Linked DNA regions of Homo sapiens: all the other regions are linked to region 2. Evidence: chromatin loops called from intact Hi-C (ENCODE). Cell type or tissue: adrenal gland. All regions are shown on one strand.

Region 1 (2,500 bases), 200 kb after region 2:
TGTCAGTGAACCCTCTCAAACTGGGGATGATTTCTGTGCACACCTACATGATCCCAGCATCTGGAGCTTTTATCAGATTTCTTCAGATCCTCAGTGGCTCCCCAAAACCCTGGCTTCTTGCTCACAGGGTTGGAAAGAATTTATGCACCTTAGGACCTCCAAGTGGAAACCTGAAGTCTGCAGGAACACAGAGAATCAGAAATTTTCTCTGAGAGAGGTCAGGTAGGCTTCCTGGAGGAAGAGGCATTTGAGCAGGACTGCCTATGGCCTCCTGCTCTGGGCACAGAGGGTTTATGATCCCTGTAACAAAATGCAGATAAAGCACCTCCTGCTAAAAATATATATTCAGGCCAATGGAATAATTTATTCATCTCAACCCACAAACATCGATTCAAACCTGGGCTGGACGCTGGTTCTGCCTGTTCATAGCTGGTGGTTTTGGGTGAGTCACTTAACTTCTCTGTGCCTTTGTTTCTTCATCACAAGATGGAATAATTATGCAGCCTGCCTCAGAGGACTGTCGAGCGAATTAAATGAACTCTCAGATATTTCTGACAACTGGACCCTCGGTATTCGGCCTAGAAACCTGATTGGTCTCTAGCGAACTTCTTACTCTAGGCCAGGTCCTGTGCCCAAACCTGGGGAGCCCTGGTTGAGCACCACCCAGACCTGGCCTCCAGGAGCTCAGAGTACAGTAAGGGAGACAAATAGCAGACAGTGCTCCTGCATCCAGGTGCAAGTGGCCATAGGGCGGCATGGAGCAGCGCCCGGAGGTGCCCCCAGCCAGGCCCAGCTTTCGCCTGCCGATGCAGGCTCTGAGCCACATTAGCCAAGAAAGAGAGGAGGGGAGGGACCACTGAGGACAGGAGATGGACCTTGCTCCTTCTTGCTGTCCAGCAGACACACACACAGACATACGTGCACACCATGCACGCAAAAAGGCATACACATGTGCCTCTGCACACATCCCCACACAGCCCAAAATATACACATGTGCACACACTGGCGCACACATGTACCTTGCAGGCAAACACACATGTACATATACATACACACGCATACAATACCTACTGACACAAAGGTACACATATGTCCATGAGCACAGGCTCACACATGAGCATACACAGTGCTACAAATATACACACTCCTGCACACATGGGAGCATATAACACACATATTCACATGTATGCACACATGCACACACAAGGCAAAGACATACACAAACACACAAGAGCATATGCCATGCATACCAAGATTCACACAGGTACATATGCACACACATGCACCTGCACGCATGATCACACACGTGGACACATGATCACACATGTGCATGCACCCTACAAGAAGGCATCTTCTGCCCTCTGCACCAGGACGACAGAATTACCTTCAGTGCCATAAACCCAAGAACATCAAAGGTGGGAAAGACCAGGTCAGTGTGCTCAGGTTGTAAACAGAAACAAAAACCCCGCAAAACAGCGCCATCTTGTGGTGGCAGTGGGACCAGGCTGAAGGCAGCTGGCATCCTTCTTCCTTAGGGAGGGGTTTTTCCTAGAACCTGGCTTCCAAGGTGGGCTGAGTCAACTGTAACTCTCAGGCAGTACCAAAGCCACCCCTTTTATTCGGGGGAGGTCGGGATGCTCTGGACCAGCGGCTTTCCCTACCTCCACGGCCCCTGTGCTGGGTCCTGGCCAGCCAAGGGTGACCAGGGCCCTGAGTCTGGCTCTGCTGGGGACTCTGGGAGCCTCCTTCTGTCCTGGGCTTTACTCACCTCATTCAAGAAATGAGGTTATTACACTGATGCTCGAGAGCCCAGATCCATGTGTGTCTAGAGCCACGCCCCTTAGCCTGGGGCATCCATGAATAGACTGGGCTGCCCCCATATCAAACCGGAAAGCAAAGCCTCCTGGGTATCTCTGGCTTAGAGACCCGCTGGGAAATTGCCACCAGGGTCTCCCTTGCTGGAAGCTTCGGAGTGACATGAGATCTCAGGCCCTGCTTGGACCTTCTGACCCCTCAACTTTATCTTAAGAGCCCAGGGGATCTGGGCAGTGCCCCCAGAGCTCCCATCAGCACCCAGCACCCCTCACCTCCCCGAGAATCCCCTTCCCCTATGAAAGCCTCAGCTCTGAGACATAGACTGTTCCCCACCTGGTCCTCAGCCTTCCTCCCTGGCCCCCAGCCTGCAGGGACAAGGGCTCGTAACCATTCAGTGAACAGAAAACCAAGACACTTTCCTAGTGGAAATCGAGGCACGGGATTTCTCCCCACCTGCCCATTCAGATCACTCGCCTGGCAGGGCACAGGTAAGGACCCAGCTCTGAGACAGGCCACTGGGGCCAGATCCTGGTTCTGCACTCCCTGAATGGGTCCCCTGAGGCAAGTCACCTCCCCTCTCAGTGTCCTTCTCTGTAAAATGGGAATTACAATAGAATTTATCTCCGAGTTGTTTTAGGGAACAAAGGAAATATAATCCATGCAAAGTGCCTGGTCCACAGGAAGC
Region 2 (2,500 bases):
TGCCCAGTATGGGGTCTCTGGCATGAAGTCCGGTGCAATAAAGGGTGAGCAGTTCTCCTTACCCGCCTTCCCATGTCCACCTCTGGTCAGTGGGCTGTGCTGGTCCAGGAAGCCAGGGATTTTTGGCTTCTGAGATGCAGTCTCCACCACTCCACATGTTTTTTTTGGTTTTTGGTTTGTTTTAAGACAGAGTCGCGTTCTGTCGCCCAGGCTGGAAGGCAGTGGCACGATCACGGCTTACTGCAACCTCTGCCTCCTAGGCTCAAGCGATCCTCCCACCTCAGCCTCCCAAGTATCTGGGACTACAGGTGCATGCCACCACACCTGGATAATTTTTATATTTTTTGGTAAAGATGGGGTTTCGAATTCCTGGGCTCAAGTGATCCACCCACCTTGGCCTCCCAAAGTGCTAGGGCTACAGGCGTGAGCCACTGTGCCCTGCCAAATTCCAAACGTTTCTTGACAGCGTTAGTGAAATTCACGTTCCTGCACCTCAGTTTGCTCATCTGTAAAATGGGAGTGATGTTGGTACCCCGTTTTCAGGATCGACATGAGGATGAATACTTGCATATAGGAAACAGAAGAAATGTATTGATAGATAAATATAGTGAACATAAATTCGAATACAGGAACAGGAAGTTGTGGAGGTGATGGAGCCTGCCTCTCCCTTGCCCTTTGCTGAGGTCCAGGCACACACAGTAGGGGCTTTGTTGATGTTTGTGTGTAGCCGATGTTCTTTTGCTTCCTGGGGGCTTGTCTGCAAAAGTTGCAGGGGGCAGGGTGGAGGGCAGCTAGTCAACCATCAGATCAGACTGCGGGAGGGGCGAGCGTGAGCGAGCAGCTGCTGGGTGCTCTCAGGGCAACCTCGCGGCTTCCGAGTCCCCGGCCCCGCGCGGGTAAAGGGGCACCGAAGGCACCTTGCAGACCGCGCCCTGCACTCCCTGACCCTCGGCCTTGCGCGGGGCCCATTCCAGTCACCGCCACCGGGGGCCGCCATTGCGCCGCGGACGGCCCCGCTCCTCCGGGGAGCCGCAGAGCCGCCTCCCTCCCGGGCCCTCTCTTCGCCGCTCTGGGACGGTGTCCCTGCGGCCGCTAGAATTCTCTTCTGAATCTCCACTGCCCCAGCCAGATGTCATCCTGATAATCAGACCTACGGGAGATCGGACCGTTTACTTTTTCTTTTTCTTTTCTTTTCTTTTTTTTTTGAGACCGAGTTTTGCTCTTATTGCCCAGGCTGGAGTGCAGTGGCGTGATCTTGGCTCACTGCAACCTCCACCTCCCGGGTTCAAGCGATTCTCCTGCCTCAGTCTCCCGAGTAGCTGGAATTACAGGTGCATACCACAACTCCTGGCTAATTTTTGTATTTTTAGTAGAGATAGGGGGTTTCATGATGTTGGCCAGCTGGTCTCGAACTCCTGACCTCAGGTGATCCGCCCTTCTCGGCCTCCCAAAGTGCTGGGATTACAGGGATGAGCCACCGTGCCCGGCCCGGACTGTTTTCTTAGATCCTCACTTGAAGATCCTAGCAGTCTGCTTTGGAGATGGACATCGCGGGCCTCACTGGGGAAGACACTGCGCTCTGGGAGACACAGCTCCTAGGGGCAGGTGCCCCTCCCACCTTAGTCCCCACCAGACCCGCCCCTGCCTCCTCCACCCCATTAGGCTGAGGCTGATCAGAGGGGCCCTGGCCCACTGCCCGGGTCCCTGCTCAGAGGCCCCACACAACTCATGGGGAGAAGGAGACATGGGCCCAGTGACAGGTTACCCGGCTCTGATGGGAAAAGCGAGGTCTTGGAGCCCTGCCTGTTCTGGGTGCTTCTGTTTGTCAGCCTGCTTGGGCCTGGGCTGTCCCCCGAGTCTCAGGCTCCTCATCTGGGCTGGCATTGGGGCCCAGGCTTCAGCCAGGTCTAGACTCCCCACCAGCCACTCAGGCAACAGTCACTCCACTTGGGACCCCAGGAACCACAGGGCAGGACAGCTGACAAGGAAGGGGGCCCCCACTTCACCCCGAACCTGCCTTGAGCCTCCCATGCCTGGTGGGGACCCCACCAACCCCAGTGTCTGGGGAAGGCAGGACTCTGAGACAGGTGGGGCTCCCAGCCCCGGCAGGTGTCGGTGGCAGGGAAAACTCAAGGCCTGGCACCGATACCATCATTCTCGGTCTTCCCCAAAGTAAGGTGAGTATACGTGGTGCCGATGAGTCAGGTCCATGCCCAGGTATGCATTAAAATTTCCCTGGGAAAAAATAGAGAGTGTAATTTGGCAGGCTCTGGGGAGATTTTAGAGGTGCCTGCACTTCACTTACGTCTTTCCACTGCCTGGTCAACATAGTGAAACCCCGTCTCTAGCAAAAATACAAAAATTAGCAGGGTGTGGTGGTGGATGCCTTTAATCCCAGCTACTTGGGAGGCTGAGGCAGCAGAATCACTTGAACCCAGGGGGCAGAGGTTGCAGTGAGCCAAGACTGCACCATTGCCCTCCAGCCTGGGCTACACAGTGA
Region 3 (2,500 bases), 120 kb after region 2:
TGGCGAGCCTCAAGCGGACCGTGACCCTCCACTCCCACTCTGGCCTGTCTTTCTCATACACAAGGCCTGAGGTGTCCCCAGACAGTGATGCCCATATTTCAGTGGCAATGCCTTCCCCGGAACCCCCACTCTGTAGAGAATGTGTGTATGTTGGGGGTGACAGTCACTATGCCTGGTGCACAGTGGCCTCTCAGACCCAGCCTCCTGTCTAAGCTCATCTCTCCCAGCTAGGGACTTCAGGCTTTACCCCTGGGCCTCAGTCTCCCGACCTGTAAAATGGGAATCATAATGGCCATCCTTGCAGGGTCACTGGGTGAATTCAGTGGATGATGGGTGAAAAGCACCCAGCCATTGCAGAGCACTTTGTACGCTAACTCAGTCGGCATTAGCAACCCATGGGGATGCCCCTTTAAATCGGGGGTTCCTAAATTCTAGGGCATCCAAACTACCTGGAGGGCTTGAAACACACTGATTACTGGGCATCATCATCAGGGTTCTGGTTCAGCAGATCTGGGGTGGGGCCTGAAATGCAAATTTCAAGAACCACTGGTTTAAATCAAGAACCCTAAGACAAGCCGAGCGCAGTGGTTCACGCCTGTAATCCCAGCACTTTGGGATGCCGAGGCGGGTGGATGACTTGAAGTCAGGAGTTCGAGACCAGCCTGGACAACATGGCGAAACCCCGTCTCTACCATGGGCCTGTAATCCCAGCTACTCGGGAGGCTGAGGCATGAGAATCGCTTGAACCCAGGAGGCGGAGGCTGCAGTGAAGTGAGATGGTGCCACTGCACTCCAGCCTGAGTGACAGTCTCGCTCTATGTCTCACACACACACACACACACACACACACACACACACACACACACACCCTAAGACGAAAAACATGGAATCAAGGAATCAAGATCCCGTTAAGACCACCTGGGCCCAAGACCAGCCGGGCAGCTGGGTTTGAATTTGGCTCCAGTTCTTGGAAGCTGTGTGGCCTCGGGAAAGCCTTTCTTCTCTGACTCACCTATCATATGGGGAGAATTAGAACTCAACTCAGAGAGCTGAGGTGGAGTCAAAGCAACATGGCGCCAGGTGGGAAAGGCACCCACTAAATGCTCCCCTTCTCCCTCTCCCCCCAACATTGTCATCATCATCATCATCATCATTTTGTATAGCTCTGCTGTCCATCCTTCCTCCAGTGGCAAGGATGAGCGCCTGCTGCATACCCTACCCAGGCCCCAGGCCCACTGCCTCCTCTTCCGTGCCAAGCCTGGCCCTTGTGCCTGGGGAGGGGGCCCTCTGCCTTCCGTGTGCCATTGGGGCATGCCGGGATGCCCAGGCACGGTCTGTCCTGACTCCTCCCTGACCGCCTGACCAGGGTGAATCAGCAGTCGCCACAAGCATGTCACCGGCAGAGAGGCGCCATTGCCCACCAGGTGGAAAGATGGATGAATGGAAAGACCCGGCGAGGTGTCCTCAGCCAACTCTGCTACACCTGAAGCTTGTCCCTGAGGTCGCTGCCATCTGCTGGTAGGCCTCAGTACTGCATGCAGGGGTGCCCTCCCAGACCACCTGGGACCACCCAGCCCCCACCTCCTATACCCCAAATTGTCCCCAAGGGTGGGGAGGGCCTGCCCAACCCCATTCTCCTAGAAAGACCTGCAGACCACGTGGCTGTGCCAGCAGATTCATTGAGGTATCATTCATATGTGATATCATTCACATACCATACAATCCACCTGTTTAAGGAGTACAATTCATTATTTGTATTCACAGTGTGATGGTGACCATCACCACCATCTATTCCAGAACATTTTCATCATCCCAAAAGAAACCCCATACCAATGAGCAGTCTCTCCACTTTCCCCATCAGCCCCTGGAAGCCACTAATCTACTTCCCATCTCTATGGGTTTGCCTATTCTGGACATTTCATAGGAATGGAATCGTAAGTGTGTCCCTTTGGTCTGGCTTCCTTCACTTAGCACCTGGCCCTCCAAGTTCATGCCTTGAGGGGGTGTAAGACGTTTCAGCACTTCATTCCTTTTGTCTGTGAACACCGTTTCATCCTAGGCCATAGCACTGTATACATATAGCATCGTATATGCTATCTACAGTAGACAGTGGATACGTTGTATTTATCCATTAATCACTTGGTGGGCATTTGGGTTGTTGCCACGCATTGGCTATGATGAATAATGCTGCTAGAAACATTAGTATACGGGTTTTTGTGTGGACGTGAGTTTGCACTTCTCTGGGGCATATACCTAGGAGTGGAATTGCTGGGTCATGTGTAACTCTCTGTTCTGCAGTTTCAGAACTGCCACACTATTTTCCCACTTCTCACTTCTTGGCGACTTCCTGTTCTTGCTCCCCTCCTTGGGCTCCATGTAATATAAACTTTGGAGCCTGAGAGATCTTGGAATCAGCCCTGACATGTCCTTCACTGGCTGTGTGACCTTGAGACAATTGCTTCATATCTCTAAGCCTCAGTTTTCTCATCTGCAAAAGGTG

What was found. Hi-C counts contacts between places; a loop is a spot of excess contacts. Peaks named below come from ENCODE experiments on the same cell type or tissue, not always from the same donor. Only the 100,000 strongest peaks of a DNase experiment are listed, where the experiment ranks them.
Region 1: a loop joins it to region 2, with 6 times the contacts of the local background. A loop is called at or near these places in 82 of 110 quality-filtered maps.
Region 3: a loop joins it to region 2, with 4 times the contacts of the local background. A loop is called at or near these places in 21 of 110 quality-filtered maps.

What each region holds. Positions count from the first base shown.
Region 1 is chr11:69,887,253-69,889,752 of GRCh38, forward strand. No RefSeq gene overlaps it. Among named protein-coding and RNA genes, the nearest start is that of FGF3, 69 kb to the left of the region's middle. RefSeq lists an enhancer at 1,349-1,643. In adrenal gland, CTCF peaks have their summits at 1,495 (motif pointing left) and 1,696; a DNase peak (open chromatin) is centred at 1,479.
Region 2 is chr11:69,685,052-69,687,551 of GRCh38, forward strand. No RefSeq gene overlaps it. Among named protein-coding and RNA genes, the nearest start is that of LTO1, 11 kb to the left of the region's middle. RefSeq lists silencers at 859-1,108, 881-1,051. In adrenal gland, CTCF peaks have their summits at 975 (motif pointing right) and 1,190; a DNase peak (open chromatin) is centred at 1,000.
Region 3 is chr11:69,800,209-69,802,708 of GRCh38, forward strand. No RefSeq gene overlaps it. Among named protein-coding and RNA genes, the nearest start is that of FGF3, 18 kb to the right of the region's middle. RefSeq lists an enhancer at 762-1,292. In adrenal gland, a CTCF peak has its summit at 1,553 (motif pointing left); no DNase peak of the experiment used is centred here.